Linked DNA regions of Mus musculus: region 2 is linked to region 1. The links are chromatin loops, found by intact Hi-C in ENCODE. Cell type or tissue: heart. All regions are shown on one strand. Links, peaks and the distances in the headings refer to the core of each region. The heading gives the core; the rest is flanking DNA.

The links. A loop is a pair of places that touch in the nucleus more often than their neighbours do. Peaks named below come from ENCODE experiments on the same cell type or tissue, not always from the same donor. Only the 100,000 strongest peaks of a DNase experiment are listed, where the experiment ranks them.
Region 2: a loop joins it to region 1, with 2.1 times the contacts of the local background. A loop is called at or near these places in 6 of 42 quality-filtered maps.

The regions. Positions count from the first base shown.
Region 1 is chr2:32,232,864-32,243,219 of GRCm38, forward strand. It overlaps Prrc2b (proline-rich coiled-coil 2B), which reads left to right. Exons shown (of 32, transcript NM_001159634.1): 32 at 1-1,674. Pomt1 (protein-O-mannosyltransferase 1) reads left to right here and starts at 3,777. Exons shown (of 20, transcript NM_145145.2): 1 at 3,777-3,878; 2 at 4,497-4,648; 3 at 7,564-7,670; 4 at 7,802-7,852; 5 at 8,790-8,936; 6 at 10,030-10,141. The coding sequence starts at 3,843. In heart, for the core only: CTCF peaks have their summits at 3,805 and 4,550; DNase peaks (open chromatin) are centred at 3,718 and 4,498; H3K4me3 peaks cover 3,026 bases; H3K27ac peaks cover 2,244 bases.
Region 2 is chr2:32,146,088-32,156,443 of GRCm38, forward strand. Prrc2b (proline-rich coiled-coil 2B) reads left to right here and starts at 5,061. Exons shown (of 32, transcript NM_001159634.1): 1 at 5,061-5,204. In heart, for the core only: a CTCF peak has its summit at 4,867 (motif pointing right); DNase peaks (open chromatin) are centred at 4,994, 6,274, 7,324, 8,404 and 4 weaker places; H3K4me3 peaks cover 5,218 bases; H3K27ac peaks cover 5,139 bases.

The sequences.
Region 1 (10,356 bases), core at 1,381-9,380:
TGAATTACTCTGTGCAGGAAAGGCCAGGAAATTGCATGTGAAATTTGGTGTGCTCACCACCTCTGTGATCTCAGCTGTGGGCTCTACCCCTCTGAGAGGCACATTTGCAACTAGACGCTGAGGACAGAGGGCAGGCTTCAGGCCAAATGTCCCTACTCCTCGGATGATCTGGTCAAGCCAAGTTTTTAGTACAGAGGTGTTTTAAGGTGCAATATCTCTTTGTGTGGTTTTTAGAGTCAAGCTCAAAGTATAATAGAACTTGGGCCTTATTTTGGTTTCAAACCCCCATCTTTAGATCACACATAAAAACAGGAGCGTCTGTCAGGGTGCCATGGCCTTTGGTGGGAACAGGTAAAGTCCAGCCCTGCCTTTTCTACTGCTGAGATGGGTGGAGGTGGGCAGAATCTTTTACTCCTGCCTGCTGAAGTCACCTCCTACTGCTGGTGGCTTTGTTGGTGCCACTGATGGTGAAATCCATGGTTTGGCAACCAGGACTCTTCAGTCTGTTGGTCCTGATGCGGCGTGTAGCATCTGTCGGTGAAGACTTCTGCCGACTGCATTTAGTCTGGTCTCTTAACAGTTGCTTTCCTTGTCTGATTCCCAAGTTTAGCATTTTCAAATTCAGAGTTCACAGAACACTTCTGGGTCTAAGCTTCCTTAAGGGGGATAAACAAAGGATGATTGCAGTACACATTTAGAAATGCTGGTTCACATCCAAAGCCACGCTTGCTCTGCCACTTCTAGAGATACTTGGATAACACTGTCCACCTTGCTGTCCTGTCCTCTGGAGCCACCTTCCAGATGGTCAGTGATGAAGTCGTGAATGATTTGACACTCAGGGCCCAGGGCACAAGAGTGTACCCGCTGAGGCCATGAGGCAACTCTGGCTAAGTCCGCCCCCCAACATCCACTGGGGTCCCCACTCTGCCAGGTACCTGCATGTTAACTTTCATGTTCGCCTTGCCCTCATTTCCAGCAAGTCTGGGTTAGAGGGTATGTTGGGAATCTTTCACAGGCAAGGGCACAGAAGTCTGGCTTCTGTATTCTTTGATGAGTGGAAAAGCCAGCTCTTTGTGAGATGGCTCTAAGACAAGTTAGGTCATGTGGAACAGAGTGGTCAGCGTTGGGGATGAGCACAGTCACCCAGCTGTGCTCTCCACTGTCTACCAGCTCTGACTAGTGATCTTCCAGGTGCATGACACCTGCAGCCCCCAGCTGCTTGCTTCAGACCTGCAACCTCCCCAGGCCCCATCTTTGGCATGTCACAATCCTGGAGCAGCAGTTCCTGTGAAGGCTCCTTAGCTGAAGGGTCCTGTGCTCTAGGCTTTCCACCTCAAACCTTTTATAGAAAAGGACTTGGGGGATTGTTCTTTTTGAGGGTCCTTTTGTTTTCCTTTGCTTTTCTTTTGGCCTTCCCTCTGTCTTTCACTTAGACCAGCTATTTGAAAGGGCAGACGATGCTAAAGGTGTACTGTGCAGCTTGTTTAGACGTGATATGGGGAACTTCTTCGGATGGGAAATGGAATCGTGAATTCACCCTCCCTTCCCTCCGGGTCAGTCCCTGTTGTTTCTCCTTTCAAATATGTGATTGTACTAGGTCTTTCCATACGAAAGAACTCTCCTTATTTAAATAAAAAAAAAGTATAAAAAAATAAAGCCAAACATGCTTTCTCAGGCTGTGTCGGTTTTCTATCATCTGGAAGAGTACGGCTGGCGCACTGCTTCCCGGGAGACTGGGAGTGGCCAGAATACCTTAGGGAGCGCAGCACTGTGCTGTGGTGGTGTTCCCAAGGCTCACCTAGGCAGCCATCCCAAGAACAGCTTTTTCTATGACTTTTGCCTTTGTCTTCCATTAATTGGTTATTTTAAAACCTTAAGACAGGATTCGAAAGATGTCCTCGGTGTGGAGGGAAGGCGACTTGGGTAAACGGAGCAAGGTCTCAAGCAATTTAGCAGGGACTAGGACACATGTCTTTCCTTCAGGGTCTCTGAGAAGGCTAAGCACGGAAGGGGTTGCAGATCATACAAATTAATATATATTCAAAGACATTAGTTGGTCTACATGGACATTTTTTTCTTTACACTGGGCCTCAGGAACCCCCTACCACAACAGGCAGCCTGTGGTTAAGGCACATCTCGAAAATGGGCAGCACCAAGAAGCCTTGTCCTCTCTGTGGGCCAACCCATGACCATCCTATCCTGTACTTCCTGCCTGATTGCTATCTGGGTTTCTATAGGAACAAGTGGAGGACTGCACTGTACTTCTGTGGAAGAAAAAATTAGATCTGGGGCAGGAAAGGTCAGGGGGATTCATATAGATAGGTTCAGGCTCAGTCATCACTGAGGCCTGGAACCTAGGTACAGGGCTGTCGGGACATTTTATTTATCAAATGTCATTTGTTAACACTAGTGAAGGGTGGTGTGGATTCAGAAGTCACTGGTGAGCATACAGTTGTAGGCCAGCCAGCATTACAAAAAAAAAAACAAAGTGCCAAAGGCAGTGCATGAGAAATCCCAGTCCCCCAGGCATAAGCCTCTTGCTACAGAACAGGCAAGGGTCTGGGTAGTAGCATCCACTAGCTTTTAAAGCCACATACATACCTCAGGTTTCCAGCAAGCAACACAATTTCCTCCTGAAGCTGAGTGCCCACGAGCTGTCCTGAAGCACCAGCATGACTTACATGATCAGACTAAACTTGGAACCCAAAGAGCTCGCTCTCCAATCTTCTGGCGCCCTTTCTTTGCAGGAACTTGGGTAGACTATGCTTAAACGATGAACAAACAATTCCGTGCACTCTTGACTAATGTATTTTATATGTATCTGTGGTAACTTGACTGCCTGGTGCCAGATTCTCTGGAATTGCGGTTCCAGATGATTCTGAGCTGTCATGTGGATGCTGGAAATGGAATCAAGGACCTCTTTTTTTGTTTTTGTTTGTTTTGTTTTCGAGACAGGGTTTCTCTGTATATCTGTAGACCAGGCTGGCCTCGAACTCAGAAATCCGCCTGCTCTACAGCGTGAGTTCCAGGACAGCCAGGGCTATACAGAGAAACCCTGTCTCGAAAAAAAAAAAGAAGAAGAAGAAGAAGAAAATCCCTAAGGACCTCTTTAAGAGCATCCAGTGCTCCTAACCACTGAGCGATCGCCCAGCCCCATTGCTACAATCTTAAACCGGATGTCACCCAATGCTAAGCTAACTTGTAAAAACTGAATTTTGGCAAAACATCTGGAGTCGGTTCGGGCTTGGCTTGCCATCTGAGCGTGATTGTAATACCCACCCACCTAAAAAGGCATGATTGTAATACCTGCGCTGGGGAAGCAAAGGCAGTAGTTCAAAGCCATCATCCTCTACATAGCGAGCCTGAGACCTTGGGGAGGAGGAGGGACAGACAGCTTGTAGGCATTCCAGTGTGGGAAGAGTTGAGAAAAAGCGATCCACCACTCACACAGCTCCAGGAGGTACAACGCACCCGAGGCTTCAAAGCTCTTACTCCTGCCCGTAAGCTAACGCGCTGCTTAACGAAACCGCTAAAGTAGACGCGAGGCCCGAAACGGAGAGCTCCGAGCACGTGAACAGCTTGTGGAAACACACTGTGCTTTATTAAAAAGGGGAAAGGGAGCCCTAAGGATAGGACAGTCAGTATGCCCAACTTTGATGGCCGGTGAGCACGCCGCGCATGCGCGCCACTACCTCGCGCTCCGGCTGCGCACGCGCGTCTCAGAGTCTGTCGGCCGCGTAGACACAACTAGTTGAGCGTCGATCCGTGGCCGCTGCAGAGTAATCGAGCGGCCTCGCCCCCAACGGTCGATCCTGCCTGGCGGTTCGCAGGCCTGGCTCCACATGGGGAGCCACTCTACGGGACTCGAAGAAACGCTCGTAGGTTTTGGAGTGCCAGATTTGAGAGCCCTCCTGGGGTCTGGGATCCGGCTTAGGGGCGGCGCGCTAGGGACGGTGGATGTTCGGATCCTGGCTGAGCAAGTCGTTTCCAGGGCGGCCTCTTGTAAAAGCCAGAGTGGGAAGAACTGTAGAGAAAGAACGGGCTCGGGGCACAAGCAACTCTAGGAGGAGAGGAATGCCTCCAGAAGAGGGAAAAGTCCATCCAGGTCACTGGGCTATGACAGTGCCCAGAGCTCCTCAGGGTCTTAGTTTTCAACCACATTGGGAAGGGACAGGAGAGGCCACTTCATTCATTAGCAGCCTTGTTCCTAGCAAGTGCCCAGCAGGTGTTTTTGGAATGACTTGTAGAAATGAGTATCCAGTTCTGAGATTCCTGAATTCACCCCTCAGATGTTTTTATGTATACCCTGTGCTTGAACACAACTGTAATTCTCCAACAGGTATGTTCTGGAAGAGTCCTTCTGGTTCTATTAACCCAACCCGCTATGCTGTAAATTCATCGTGACGCCAGGCGGCTTTAGGACCCTGTGGCCTCGTTTGTGCCTTCCCGGGCTGCTGTCCGTTTACTTTAATGGTAGTTCTTTCCCTCTTTTCCAGGGAGTCCTCCCGAGCTGGCTTTTCTGCAAAATGTTAAGATTTTTGAAACGGCCTCTAGTGGTGACTGTTGACATCAATTTGAACTTGGTAGCTCTGACTGGCCTGGGACTACTTACCCGACTATGGCAACTCTCCTACCCTCGGGCTGTGGTGTAAGTAGAGATCGGGGAGGAGAGTCAATGATCCAAGAGTCATTGTAATTAGTGACAGGAATCACCTTGCCGTACAGTGCAAAAGAGAGACATTCTGGGTTTCTTGGATCTCTTGGTGATGGATGTTTTAGCAGTGTATTGCTCAGGGTTCTCTAGAGTAACAACTTAAGAAGAACACTATGTTTGCATGTGTGTATATGTAAATAAATATAATATAGTATACATATATACATATGATTTATTGGAATGACGACTTACTGGCTGCAGTCCAGCTAATCCAACAATCGCTGACTGTGAATGGAAAAGTCCAGGACTCCAGTAGTTTTCTGCTCAGTCCACATGGCTGGGTGTCTCAGCTGGTCTTCAGTATACTCTGGCTTCCCAAAGAAGTGGGCTCTAGTGCCAAGGAAGGAATGGTCTTGCTAGCAAGGCGAGGGCAAGCAGGCTCAGAGGAAAACTTCCTACTTCTGTGTCTTTAAATAGATTTTCAGCAGGTGTGGTGCAAATTAAAGGTGTGTCTTCCCACCTCAAAATCTGGATTAAACTAGTGTTCCTTCCTGCCTTAAAGGTCCAGACGAGAAGTGGATCCATCCATTTTAAGCAAAAGATCTCTCATAGATGTACACTTAACTTCTGGATTGTAGATCATTCCAAATGTAGTCAAGGTGACAACCAGAAATAGTCATCGCAAGCAGTGTGGGTATGGCCCATTTGTCCCCCAGAACAACCACTAGAATACATACATTTTAGGGCTTACCTTATAGGACTATAGTAAGAAAGTTTTGGTCTGTCAGTTTCCAGCCTCACTTTTCCTTAGCCAGTTGAAAGGTGTCGGTTTGATGAATTTGTTCGTAAGGGGAACTATGCTGTTGTTATTGAGAGGGTATGTATATTAGCTAATACAGGCATTCTCTTCTACTTTGTTTTTTTTTTAAATACTTTAAGTTTTTTTTTTTAGATTTATTTATTATTATATATAAGTACACAGTAGCTGTCTTCAGATGCACCAGAAGAGGTCATCAGATCTCATTACAGATGGTTGTGAGCCACCATGTGGTTGCTGGGATTTGAACTCAGGACCTTTGGAAGAGCAGACAATGCTCTTACCCGCTGAGCCATCTCGCTAGCCCTCTCCTACTTTGTTATAGGGGTCAGATATATACATGGGTAGACTGATGACCTCAGCAGCCCCCTTAGAGATTAATTTGAAGAAGATTCTAGACATATGTATGACTAATTCACTATATACGTCTGAAAGATGAGGATTATTTAAGAGTATACGTGTGTCTGTCTGTCCATCTGTGCATGTGCACATGTGCCTTCAGACTCAGAAGAAGATGACAGATCCTCTGGAGCTCAAAATCCAGGTCTTTGAGATCTGCCTGAGTTCTGGGATCTGAACACAGGTCCTCCGTTTACAATCAGCACATGCCTTAACCATCTCTCCAGCTCCAAGATGAGGATTCTTTTTTGTGGGGGAGGTTGGGGGTTGTTTGGTTGGTTGGCTTTTGGTTTTTCGAGACAGGGTTTCTCTGCATAGCCCTGGCTGTCCTGGAACTCACTCTGTAGACCACGCTGGCCTCAAATTCAGAAATCTGCCTGCCTTTGCCTCCAAAGTGCTGGGATTAAAGGCGTGTGCCACTACTGCTTGGCAAGATGAGGATTCTTGAAAACAAAGAACACATAACCACGGTAGCGTTATCACACTTAAGACCTAATGTCTTTCATTATCTGAAGAAGCTTCTGTGTCATTCTTCCTTCCGCATTTGACTCCCTTTCAATTAGATCTTCAGTTCTGCTCCAGTCCACAGCTGTAGAAAGGTGCTGGTGGCCAGTGAGAGTATGAGATGGGATTAGCCTCAAGGCTCCTGGTCAGGAGGTTGACCTACACATACCTAAGTCAAAAGCTGTGGGGAGGCTGGGGAAGTGGCTCAGCTGGGTAAAGCACTTGTTATACAAGTGTGAGGACCAGAGTTCAGACTCCCTCACATGCCATGTGGGCAGTGTGTTCCATCTGTAATCCCAGCATGCTGCCAGCTAGGCAGGGACTCTCTGGAGCAAGCTAGCTAGGCAGACTAGCCAAATGACAAGCCTCAGACTGATGAGTGTCTCGGTAGATAAAATGGAGAGTGGCCAAGGGCCTGCACGTATGTGCACACACTTTCATACACGAGCATGCCTACACATAACTGCCTGTATATCACATACACATCCATGCAGGGGAGAAAAAGACTAGAGAAAGAAATAGGCTCTCTACAAGACATGCATGCTCACTGGGCTTGGTAAATTTCCCACCATGTTCCTGTGGGTTAAATGATGCTGTGTGTGTCTTTGTGTTTGGGGACAGAATACAGTTGGAACAAAGGATCCGACCCTCACGCTTCACTTACCTGAAGTCAGCTGGAAACGAGGTTTTATTTTCCTGTCTGTGTTTACAGTTAAGACTTCTCGAGGGTTGGAGACTCAGTACTGGCAGCTCTTACAAAGGACCTGGGTCAGTTCCCAGCATCTACTTGAGTCTCACAACTGCCACCAACTCTAGTCCCAGAGGACCTGACCCTCTCTTCTGCCCTCGGTGGACACTACACACATGTGATGCATAGCCATACAGGGAAAATACCCATACACAAAAAATAAATATTTTTAAAAGCTTAAATAGGGGGCTGGTGAGATGGCTCAGTGGGTAAGAGCACCCGACTGCTCTTCCGAAGGTCAGGAGTTCAAATCCCAGCAACCACATGGTGGCTCACAACCATCCGTAACAAGATCTGACTCCCTCTTCTGGAGTGTCTGAAGACAGCTACAGTGTACTTACATATAATCAATAAATAAATCTTTTAAAAAAAAAAAAAAAGCTTAAATAACAGTTCAGTTTTCTAGTTGGATATAAAGGCGGGTTTTGTGTTTGTTTATAGTTTCGATGAAGTATATTATGGGCAGTACATTTCCTTCTACATGAAGCGCATCTTCTTTCTGGATGACAGTGGGCCACCATTTGGCCACATGCTACTGGCCTTAGGAGGTGGGTAAGAGAAACAGTCAGGGCCTTGGAGGCCCTGCAATATAAGCTTATCAAATAAAATTTTTCAAGGGCGCAAATCATGATTTGTTTTCTCACCTTGTTTGGCCCATGTTCCAAATGTTTTGTTTTAGGTTGGTTAGGGGGATTCGATGGTAACTTTCTGTGGAACCGAATTGGAGCAGGTAAGGATTTTAACTCTCCTTATGAATCTACATATGAAAGAATAGAGACAGGATGCCCATCCCCCACCCAGCACTTAACCTTTTACTACGCTGAGCCAGGATACAGCTGGGTATTTATGTTCAAGGGACCATCTGGTTAAAGGGGCAGGAGGGATGGCTAAGCAGTTAAGAGCACTGCTGCTCTTCTGGAGGTTCAGGACTTGGTTGCCAGCACCCACATGATGGTGCTCAACCATCCGTAACTCCAGTTCCAGGGTGTTTGCCACAGTGGCCAGGCATATACAGTCATATATGCAAATACCCATGTACATAAATAAAAGATAAAAAGAAAGAAAAGTCTGCTTAAAGTTTTAAGTGCTTTGTGATTGTAACTATTCCATCCCTGGCTCTTGGTACATGTGTCCTGTGGCATTTGGCAGCCACTGTGTATGTATAAACTTTGTGGCCATAATGTTTTTAGAAGCTCCTTGGGGTACATATGCTAAATCAGCATTAATTTCGGAACCCTCCCTCACCACATCTATGCTCGGTGAGAGCTGGCACCACGGCTGCAGAGCTGATATTTACTACCCAGAGAGGCTGAGGCAGGAGGATCACCTGAACTCAGGAGACTGACATCCTAGACAAGCAGGGTCTCACTATATAGTCTAGGCTGGCTTGGAACTCAATATGTAGACCAGGCTGGCCTTGAACTCATGATCATCCTGCCTCTCAAGTGCTAGGATTTAAGGTGTTCATCACCATACCCAGTGGTGAAACCCAGTCTCTTAAAAACTACCCACCAATCAAATTCCCAAGCTCATTTCAAAGACTTTACCCCAAGTGTACACCCTCAGTAGCTCATGTGCCTCCCAGTTTTGTAAGATTGCATTTGCCAGTCTGTGAGCTGCTGTGTCAGTAGGCAAGCTCTCAGCTCTGCTATGTGATTCCTTTCCAGAGTACAGTAGCAATGTGCCTATATGGTCCTTACGCCTGCTGCCAGCGCTTGCCGGGGCCCTGTCAGTGCCCATGGCCTACCAGATAGTGCTAGAGCTCCACTTTTCCCACGGTGCTGCCATTGGAGCCGCCCTGCTGATGCTCATTGGTAAGCCTTGGGTCACTGCCCACCTGCCTGTGAAGAGAACAGGAAAAGAAAACCAAGCACTTTGGGGCATTTCAACATGACACTTGGGAGTAGTGCCTGTGGTAGTATGTGTGCTGCCCTAGTGTGTGTGTTGAGAGTGTGTGTGCTGCCCTAGTATGTGTGTGCTGCCCTAGTGAATACATCTGCTTCATCCAGATTCCAGATGCGCCCCACTCTGGGATGCTCTTTGATGGAGGATTGATGGACTGTAAGGTCAGACACTTTTTGGAAGTGGAAATATGGCCATGGTGGTAATTAAAGGTGGGGGTTGCCAGACAGTACTTGAAGGCACATAGACACCATGGCCTTCATACACATTCATACAATTCATACACACACGTAAGTTTTTTTTTAAATTAATACCTAAAGAAAACAGCCCCAAGCGTGGGGCTGTAACCCAGTGATTGGGCACTTGCCTAGCATTTACGAGGTCCTGGGTGCAGCCCCAGCACAAAAGCAAAAATATCCCATGGTGGCTCATGCTGGCCTGTAATCCCAGCACTGGGACGCCTGAGGCAGAAGAGTCTTATGTGTGCGGTCAGCCTGGGCAGCATAGCAAGAATAGGGCCCCAATTTTTTTTTTTCAAAACTTCCTTCTGCACCAACATAAAGATTTTCTTCTATGTGACTGCAGAAGTAGCTCAGAGGTCAAGAGCAATTACTGCTCTTGTAGAGTTTGGTTCCTAGCTTCCAAGTAATGACTTACTAACTTCAGTTCTAGGGAATCCAATGCCCTCTCTTGACTTCCACAGGCACCGCACACATGGTGCACACACATACGTACATGGCAGCATAAAATAAGTTGTTGCTCCCTTAAGACCATAAAGTAACTATGTGCCATTTACATGGTATTAGGGATTTTTGATAATATATAATGCCTTTAAATGTGCAGAGGATATGTGGAAGGTTTTATGTATACACAGAAACTGGCATCTGCAGAGGATGCTCTCTGTCCAGTCTCTGGAGACACGGCTGTGTGCCCCTCCTGGGACTAGTTCTGTATTCACAGCAGCTTGGACTGCTCAGTGCTGACAACTGTTTGTCTCTGTGACAGAGAACGCCCTGATCACTCAGTCCAGGCTCATGCTGTTGGAGTCCATACTGATATTTTTTAACCTGTTGGCTGTGTTGTCCTATCTGAAGTTCTTCAACTCCCAGACACACAGGTATGGAAAGAGAGACACACTTCTTGTTAGGAGAAAAAAGGGATTCTAGATTGTTTCCTTCATTTTTTAGTCAGGGTCTGACTGCGGAGCCTTAGCTGGCAGCCATGCCTCATGTCAGCCTCCAGGGCGATGGTGCAGGGGAACCTGCACCTGGCTCTGGGTGACTTTGAGGAGTTGCTTACAGCGTGCCTTTTGGTTACTTAATCCTTCAGGTT
Region 2 (10,356 bases), core at 1,535-9,534, 87 kb before region 1:
GCTAGCCTCGAACTCAGAAATCCACCTGCCTCTGCCTCCCGAGTGCTGGGATTAAAGGTGTGAGCCACCACGCCCGGCTCAGAATGATTATTTTTAAAGAATGTTTTAGTTTTGGTTATTTGAGACGGGGTCTTGCTATGTAGCCTTGACTGTTCTGTATCCAGCTTTGTAGAACAAGATGATACTGAACTCACAGACTAGCCTGCTGGGATAAAATGTACGTGCCACCATGCCTAGACTCGTGAACAATGATTTTTTTTTATTTAGTGTATCAAAGAAAATACTTGTTCCACAGTGGGACGGTAGTGGTTCTAGGACTCTGCAAGAACATCAAAATCCATGCCGGGTAGGGTGGTAGTGGTGGTGGCGCATGCTTTAATCCCAGCATTCAGAAGGCAAAGGTAGGTGGATCTCTGAGTTTGAGGCCAGCCTGGTCTCTAGATCACAGCCAGGGCTACACAGATAAACCTTGTCTTAAAAAAAAAAAATCAGAATAAATAAATAAATAAATAAATAAATAAATGATAAATAAACAAATAATAAATAAATAAAATAAAAAGGAGAATTCCCAAACCCAAGTACACTCCAGTCTCATCTATAAAATGTCAAGCCATTGACCTCTGACCTATGCACAGCCTCCTGTATCCTTTAATCATCTTCTGATTACTCATGCTCCCCACCACACTGCAAGAGCCATGTGATAGCTGCTCTGCCCCGTTGCCTGGGGAACGAGGAGAGTGAAAGCCTGTTCATGTCCAGCATTGGTGCAGGGTTGCTCTTCTCTCTCTTCTCTTTTTTAAATTTGAGATAAGGTCTCACTCCATAGTCTGAGCTGGCCTGGAAATTCCTACAGTCCAGGCTGACCTTGAACACAGCAATTCTCCTGCCTCAGTCCCCCCACTGTTGGGATTACAGATGTGAGTCAGCCACTAAGCCTGACTTCTCTAAAGATTGTTGATCTGCGCAGGGCGTGGTGGCACATGCCTTTAATCCCAGCACTCAGGAGGCAGAGGCAGGTGGATTTCTGAGTTCGAGGCCAGCTTGGTCTACAAAGTGAGTTCCAGGACAGCCAGGGCTATAGAGAGAAACCCAGTCTCGAAAAAACAAAACAACAACAACAACAAAGATTGTTGATCCACATCAGGTTGAATCTGAGAATGTGGGACCTGTGGCTAAATACAGCCAGCTATATAGCTAAAATTCACTTTATCTCACAGACAGGCAATGTAGCTCAGCCTGGAAAGGGGGTTCTATGGCAACCTCTGCCCGCCTCCCCGAAAGTGAAAATTTAGTTTCTTTTTTTTTTTTTTTTTTTTTTTTGGGTAGAGGCTAAAGTCTTGCTATGTGTAACCCTGGCCTAAAATCCTCTATGTAAATGAGGGTGGCTTTTAAATTGTGGTAATCATGCCTCTATATCCCGAGTGCTGAGACCACAGCATGAAGCACAACCACACATATCTTTCTTTTATTTTTTAAACATCTCCACTAGCATTCTCTTTTTCTTTTTCTTTTGGTGGGGTGGTCTTGGAACTCGCTATGTAGATTAGGTGAACTTTGAACTTTCATTAACCCACCAGCTTCTGGATTGAAGACATGTGATAGCTCAGAGGCCTTGCTCACTAGACCATTTTAAACGTGACTGTGCATGTGTGTGCTCCTGCCTGTGCATGTGTGCTCATGGGTGCATGTATGTATGTGTGTGCTCGCGCACGTGTGCTGTGGTTACAGGTCTGTTACTGCCAACCTTAGTTAACATATGTATTTTCAGTCTTTATTTTTCTGGTTGCTAGCAGGAAACCAAGCTCCTCCATGCTAAGCATGTATGTGCTCCACCTCTGACCACTCCCCGGCCCATACACATTTTTCTGAATGGCCCAATGTAGCTAGTCTTTGCCACTGGGTTCTTCTTTTTTCCACTCTTTATTCCCCCACCGCAGTTCACCCCCTATCACTAGATAGGAGTGAAGGATAAAGGGAAGAGAGAGAGAGAGAGAGATCTTTCTCTCTGAATCCCTGAATCTAATGTCTTTCCTTTTGTTTCTTCTTTGTGCAGGACTATTAACAAATCACAGCCAACACCTTCCCTTAATGACCCACAACCACTCACCCCACCTATAGAGGCCCTAGCATTTATATACCCTCTTAAAAGTACCCAGAATTCAAAACACCACAAATTCCCAGAAACCCCTCTGGCCATATCAGCTTACATACTCAGGTTGGAACTGGGTGTCACTGATGGTGGGGATGGGTTTATTGTACTTGCTACAAGTCTGCCTTTCTTCCCTGCCCGATGGGAAGAGCATTGGTGTCTATCTTTTGTGCTTGGTGAGGGTGAAGTGAGAATCCAGGGCTGGGGGAAGGGGCCTGTAGCTCAGTTGACCTAGCACATACAAAGCCCTAGGTTTGATCCTCAGCACTGAGTGGGCAACACACGTGTAATCCTGCACTTGGGGAGGTGGAGGCAGGAGGATCACAAGTTCCATGTTATGCTGTAACCCAGACTGGCCTCTAGCTTCCTATGTAGCTCAGGATGGCTTTGAACTTCTGACTCTTGCCTCTTTCTCCTAGGTGCTGGGATTCCATACCTGTCTACACTGCTGCATCCTGATGTACTGATTTATATTTGAAATAGGGTCTCGCTACATAGCTCTAGCTGTTCTAAGGCTCACTATGTAGCTGAGTCTGGTCTCAAATTAGCAGCAATCCTCTTGCTTCAGCTTCTCCAAGATTGGGATTACAGGCATGTGCCACCACTGTCTGGCTAGCAGGTTTATCCTAGAGAGGAGATACATAGAAGTTGTCATGGATAGAAAGCAGTAATGTTGGGAAAGCATAAGAAAATTATAGTGCCAGACGTGGTGGCACACGCCTTTGATCCCAGCACTCGGGAGGCAGAGGCAGGTGGATTTCTGAGTTCGAGGCCAGCCTGGTCTACAGAGTGTTCAGGACTGCACAGAGAAACCCTGTCTCGAAAAACCAAAAAAAAGAAAAAAGAAAAAAGAAAAAAAAAAGAAAATTATAAAACTACCCAAAAGAACATGCCCCAGACACTGGGCTTGGCATTCCATTGAAATGGTTTTTGTTTTTTTCCAGGACCTAGTTGAGCGGCCTTGGAAAAGCTGTATATCCTCTCAGTCCCTCTTTTTTCTTACAATAATAAGTGCTTCAGAGTTGGCATTAAACCAGACAAGCCCAGCCCACTAACAGAGGACACCATAGCAGCTGGGATTTAGTCTCTTCAGGAGAGTGCCTAAGATGGTCCCACACTTTTCTTCTGAGTAGCTGAACCCAGGGCCTCCTGCATTGAAGCGACAAAGTCTACAACTGAGTTACATCACCAACTATTTCTTTTTAATTAAGATTGATTGATTGATTGATTGATTTATTTATTTTACACCAGAACAGGGCAGACCCCATTACAGCTGGTTGTGAGCCACCATGTGGTTGCTGGGATTTGAACTCAGGACCTCTGGGAGAGCAGTCAGTGCTCTTAACCACTGAGGAGCCATCTCTCCAGCCATATATATGTTCTTGTTTCTTGAATGTTATTTTTAATTGCTAGGATATCTGGAATAGATAAGGAGAACCTAGCACTGCACAGTAACCTCGAAGGGAGCCAGTCTCTCTCCCAGGCCTTTTGTTCTGCATTCACACGAATACACACCCAAGTGGGGTGGTTTATGTCATGTTTTAAAAAGGGTGAAGTGGCCGGGCAGTGGTGGTGCAAGCCTTTAATTCCAGCACTTGGGAGACAGAGGCAGGCAGATTTCTGAGTTTGAGGGCAGCCTGGTCTACAGAGTGAGTTCCAGGACAGCCAGGGATACACAGAGAAACCCTGTCTTGAAAAACAAAACAAAATAAAACAACAACAAAAAAAGGTGAAGTGTCTATACGGTGCACTTGTTATGGAAGGGAGACCTTGCTGTGGAATGGTGCAACGAACCACTTCTGCCGTACCACTTCTGCCGTACCACTTCTGCCGTACCACTTCTGCGTGTTTCCTGCATGTATCTTGCCACTGGGATCCCCCTCTCCCTCCACACATTCTAACAGGTCAGGACTGTCAGGCTGTCAGGTTTGTCTGTCAAGAGGCTCTAGAGCTCTGGGGGTGGTGGGAGCAGGATCCAAGTTCAGTCCCTCTTCTGAGCCCCCCTCCCTCTCAGGTCTGCATCCCCTGCCTTTTAGGGTGCTGAGTCCTCCCCATTCTCCCCACCCTTTTGCATTCTCACCCCAGAGCTCTCCCTGGGGTCCCCTCCCAGTCTATGTCTGCTTCTTTCAAGAGCCCCTCCCCCACCCATGGAGGAGGCCTTCTCCATGGGTGGGGGTGGTCTTCAACCAGATCCACTCTCCGTTGAGATTCCTCTTCACCAGGAGCCTCTCTCCATGAAGACCCCTCTGATTTGGGACCCCATCTCCATCCATGTATCTTGCTACTGGGATCCCCCTCTCCCCCCAGTTCCTTTACTTTTTCTCCATTTGAGCCGTCCTCTCCATTGCAGCCTCTTTGCACCAGGGCTTCCTCCTTCTCCTGGTTCCTTTCCACCTAGGCCCCTTCTCCATCAAAGTCCCTCTCCACCAAGGCCTCTTCTCCATCAAGGTCCCTCTCCACCAAGGCCTCTTCTCCATCAAGGTCTCTCTCCACCTAGGCCCCTTCTCCATCAAGGTCCCTCTCCACCTAGGCCCCTTCTTCATCAAGGTCTTTCCATTTGGGCCCCTTCTCCACCTCGGCCTCCTCTCCACGTAAGCCCCTTGTCCATCAAGGTCCCTCTCCACCGCGTCCCCTCTCCAGCCGAGCCTCCTCTCCATCTAGGTCCCTCTCTTCCGCAGCCCCTCTGCACCGCGGCCCAGCTCGCTCCCCGCGCTCTCCCTCCTCCTCTCCCCCGCCCTCCCTCCCGGGACAGGGGCGACGCAGCAGGGGGCGCTGCGCGGGCCACCGTGCGGGCGGCGGGCGGGGGCGGCGCGGAGGCGGAGGCGGCGGCGGCGGGGGGCGGGGAGCCGAGCGCGGGCGGGAGGCGGCGGCGAGCCACAGCGCCGAGGCTCCAGCGAGCGCCGAGGAGCGGGAGGAGGAGGAGGAGGCAGAGGCAGGAGCGCAGAGCGCCGAGCCCCGCGCCGCCGCCGCGCAATCCGCCGCCATCCGCCGCCCCCGCGCCCGGCCGCCGCCCGACCGCCATCGCCCGGGCCCGTCGCGCGCGGACGCAGACCAGGTGGGCCGGGGCCGGGGCCAGGGCAGAGGCCGGGGTTGCGCTTTGTCTCCGCGGCGGTGCGCTGCGGCGGGCGCGGGGCTGCGGCCTGGGCGGCCTGCTCGGCGCTCCCCAGCTCGCCATTGTTGTGTCTTCGCGGCCAGGGCGGGAGGACGGCGGGCCGAGCGGGGCTGGGCAAGGCTCGGGGTCGGGATCGAGCCCGAGGGCTCTCCTGCGCCCGGGGACGGCGGCCTTGTCGGCCGGGGTGGGGGACGCGGGACCCCGAGGCCGCCCGGAACCGCAGGCCGAGCGCCGCCCCGGCTCGGGTGGGTTCGGCTGAGGGAAGCGGGGTGGTGTTTTCACGGCACCCGGAGCCGCTGCTAAAAATGTTTAATGATAAACAGGATGTCGCTGCTCGGGGCCTGCCAGATTGATTTTTTTGTTTGTTTCTTTTTCTTCGTCTACCTTTTAAGAGAGAAATGCAGACCTATTGAGATAGATGGTGGGCCTCTCTGGAGAGGATCTGCCTGCATAAAAGTGGACGCTGCTGCTTTCCTTTCTTCTTTGTAAATATCGTGGGGGGATGAAGCCCACTGTTAGGCAAGAATAGGTGTCGCCCCCCTTCCCCAGGCAATGGTGAGCTTGAAGGAAGTGGGAGAAGGGGGGCGCCGATGCTCTCCGGAGTGTGTCATTTGCTAAATGGCTGCCTGGGAGAAACCTTTATAAAGCTGTCTTTTGCAGGGTAGTTAAATTTCACCTACGTTTTTTCTTTCCTGGAAAGGTTAGCGTGTATTTCGGTGTGTTGTCTGTTTGCGTTGTATATCTCACTTGGGTTTTCTGTCCGTCTGTCTGAAGCCTCAGCGCCCTTTCTCAGCAGTACAACCGCAGGGGCTTGCTTTGTATCGTAATGTCTGCACCGTCGTGGTGCAAGCTGGGACCTGAGGGGTACAGGCTGTGGAGTGGGATGCTTGCTGCCACCGAGGGACTACTCAGCCTTCACAGGCAGAGAGGCATGACTTGGCAAGCCGTCGGTGCTCTGTAGTTACTCTGTGCTGTCAACCTAGGACAGAAGGCTGGCCACTTGTGGTGTCATCCATGCTGGGGCATGCCACAGGTGCTGGTTTGAAGTGGCAGCGTTGGAGAAGGGATTCAAAACATTGGGTGATGTAGGACTGCTGGAAGTTCCAGGTCAGCCTGGGCTACATGGTGAAAACCCAACAAAATACCCACATCCGTAGGTACTTTGGTTAGTGCTGGGCCTCAGTGGGGAGGAGGCACGGACTGCGTTAGTAGCCCCCGTCAGAGCAGGGGGTTGTCTGGCTTTCAGTGGGCTGGAATTGTATAGGATGGATAGGAGAAGAGACAGGAACTCGGGAGTCTTGACTTTGGAAGAGAACTGCCCTCCTTGGGGATGGGCAAATAATTGTTCGGGGAGCCTTCAGCTTGTTCAGGCAAGTGTCCCTCTTGGAGCCATGTTCAGGTCCTCTTGAGTGACTTTACCCAAGTCTCTGAGCCCCAGCTCTTGCATCTATAAAATGGGAATAATAAGACTCCTGCTGTATCTCGTGGGAGCCTCCGGTAAGGTTCACAGCAGAGCGTTTCTGTCCTGGGAAGGTGGTAGACATGGACATTCTCGCAGGTTCCTTGGTTTTGTTAGTTCCTTTTAAATCCTGACTTTTCCTCGTGTTGTGGCTTGTGGAATTGGGGACCCCCTGCAAATGCTGTGACCAGCAAATTGTTTCAGGGCTGGCTTAAAGGTCCAGGGGAGCTCAGCTAGATTCCGCTGCTAGTGGGAGACCATGGAAGGGTTTCAGATAATGAATGGGGAGACAGATATTGGTCTCACTCTGTGTGGTGACGTAGGCCTTGGCTCTTGGAGAGCCCTGGTTAACTTGCTGGTTTCCAGTTGGATAGACAGTGACTTGCAGTCTGGGAGGGAGAGGTGTGTGTGTGTGTGTGTGTGTGTGTGGTGTTGCTTCATTTGCCTTAATCATTTGCTGAGTTTAAGGCGCTTCCATGTCCCCTCCAGGGCCTTTTCTACACTTGCCATTTGGCTCATCCTTGCTGTCTGACCTCCCTTGCCAGTCTGGTCCTGGTCTGCCTGTGGCTGGTGGATTAGGGAAGGTTGAAGTCTACTGTCCCTGCCCCCAGGATTGTAATTCCTGGCGGAGCTCGCTGCTCATGTGGGGCCTGCTCTGGTCCTCCCCACTCTTCCGTGGGAAGGAGAGGGTGAGGGAGGGGAAATCCCTGGGCACTTGAGAGTCAAAAGCCTTAGGAGAGTGGAGTTTCTGGAATGGCCGGTCGGAACTGGTTCCTGAGCCTTGGCTTTACTCCGCTACCCTCCATCCTGTTTGAATTTCGACTCTCTCCCACCCACCCGCCCGGTTTCTTTTTCTCAGAAAGATCATTTTATTGTCTTTTAAAGCCCCCCCCCCCCTTTGCCTCACACAGAGTACCAGCTCCCAGCTAATGGCTGTGGGTTGGTTCCATCTCCCTTTGTTCCAGCGTTTAAGATTGATCATTTCAGGGTTAGTTTCTATTTCAAACCAGAAAAGGCTGGGAGGTCCAGTGCATGCATTTCTAACTTCCATAATGAGGCTCCTCTGCTGTCAAATGTTCAGATCAAGTTACAGGCCAGCAGGTATTAATAGGGCCTGGCCGGAACAGGTCTTAAAACAGTACAGTTTTTTTTTTCCTCTTAAAAAAGAAAGAAGAAAAGAAAGAATATTTCCAGCAGACACCCGTTGGACTCTGTGCTGCGAGCCTTGTTTTGTTTGCTTTTGAGTATTGTATACAAAGGCAGGGCTAAGTAAGTTTAAGACTTCTTTTGAATTATAGTCGATTATATTTATTGAGTGTGTCTCTGCTTGTGTACCATGGTCCTCCAGTGGTGGTCCCAGGGCAACCTGTGGGAGTTGGCGCTAGCTTTCTATCCCGCGGTTCCTCAGGATCAAACTCAGGTTGTCAGGTTTGGCCACAGTCACCCTTACTACTAAGCCAACCCTCAGCCTTCAGTCATTATTATTATTACTACTACTTGGGTTTGGGTAGACTTGGGAACGTTGGGATGGGGCCTCACAGGGCTAGTGGTGCTGGAAGCCGTGGGGAGAGATAGGTGGTTAGCCTCCTGGAGCGGGGACATTGTTTACCATGAGCCTTTAGGTTTCACAGGGGCCCTTTGGCATCCTCACTTGGGAGCTGGCAGGCCTGGGCCTCACCACAGGTGACACTGCTGTTTACATAGGCGGGCCTGTGGGAAATCTGTGCTCCAGGGGGGTGTTTGCCTTGGTGGCTTGCTTGCTTTGCTTTGTTTTCCATTGTACTTTTCCCCCATCTGTTATAATCTTTCCAGAACTTCATGGATTCTGTAGAGATGCTGGTGTGTGGGGCTTCTCATGGCGGTAGGAGGTGGCTGTGCAGGGTGAAGTCCACCTCCAGGGGCTATTGTCTGGCATGTTTGCCTTTGTGCCCCCCCCCCCCCTTTCTCCCTCCTCTCTGACTATTGGCTTCTTCCTCTTTGGCTCTGGGAGAAGCCAATCCTCGGGTGCTCAGGGATTTCCCTGCCATTATGCAAGGGCCTTTAAAATAACGTTTCCCAGCCCCTAGTAAACGTGATTCCTGAAGAAAAAAACATTAGAAAACATTGACAAGGATTTAAGAAAATACAGATACAATTCACCTACCCCACCCGCTAACTGGAGAGAACTGCTGTGAGTGTCCTGGCGTCTTCGCAACTGGAACACTCTACATACGTGCACTGTGCACAGCTGACAACTTGGTTTTTCCTGTGAATGTTGTGTTTTGTGTACCTGCTGATTTATTTAATCTTGCAGTTTGCTAGGCAGTTCAGTTGTTGTTACCCGTCTTTCCCCTCCTGAGACATTTCTGTCTTGGGGTTTATCTCTGGCTCTCTTCCTTCCTGCAGTGGCTTTCCTAAGGTTGAAGGCTGTGAGATCTATTCTGGTTTTCTTTTGAAGTTTTCTCTTTTGAGACAGGGTTTTTCTGGGCAGTCCTGGCTGTCCTGGAACTCTGTAGACCAGCTCTGGCCTCGAACAGAGATCCATCTGCCTCTGCCTCCCGAGGGCTGGCATTAAAGCAGCTCGCCACCACATGGAGCTCTTCTGAAATTTTCAATCCCGTTCCTCTTTCATCATGATGAGCATGAAATGGCTTCTGTCATGAGCCACCAGGTTCTGGGTGGTTCTGTCTCGGTCAGGGTGTTTTTATTTTTTATAAGTTTATATTTATTATTTTAATGTTTATCTGTGTGCATGTGTGGGCACGGGGCTGCAGTGCCAGAAGGGTGTTGAATGCATGGGAGCTGGAGTTAGCCTGATGTGCCTGCTAGGATGGAAGAAAATAACTGGTTTTAAGCTTTTCCATCTCTCCAGCCCCTGGCTCAAGGTCTTCTCCACATGCTAGATTGAGTGTAGACAAGGCGTTTGTCTCAATCCTTCTGGAAGTAGGGGGGTATGTGAACCCGGCAGGAAGCCCCTCCCAAGAGAGGCTTTGTGGGGAATGTCCCAACCTGTCATCACTTCTTTTTTTGATGTGTGCAGATCAAAGGTGTGAGCCACCGCCCCGGCCAGAGGGTGGATAGGGGTTTCATTTTGAGACAGAATCTCTCTTTGTAACCTTCCATGGGGCCTGCTATACACTTTGTAGGCCAGGCTGGCCTCAAGCTCACAGAGATCTGCCCGTTTCTGCCTCTTGCGTGCTGGTGATTAAAGTGGGCTATGGATTTGGCTGTATAACGCAGGCTGGCCTTTCCGTGGCAATCCTGCCTCCGCTTCCCACGGACCAGGATCGCAGTGTGTGCTGACATTTGGTTCTGCTTTTCTTCATTACTTACTTACAATTTGTTAATAAAGTTTTAAAAATAATTTTTACTTTAATGTTTGTGTGTATGTGCACAGTGTACCTGCACATATGCATGTGCACCCGCGTGCTTGTGGAGGCTTGAGGTTAAATTTCATATCTTCCGGATCACTCTTCCCCCTCAAATGAGGCCTGGTCTCCCTTGAACTCAGAACTCACTGCTCTGGCCCCTCTGTGTGCACTGGATTGCAGAAGGCCCACCTGACATTTGTGAGGTGCTGGGCGTTTGAACTCTGGGTCTCAGGTTTGTGCAGCAGGTACTTTATACACAGAACCATCTCCCTGACCCCCAAAACAA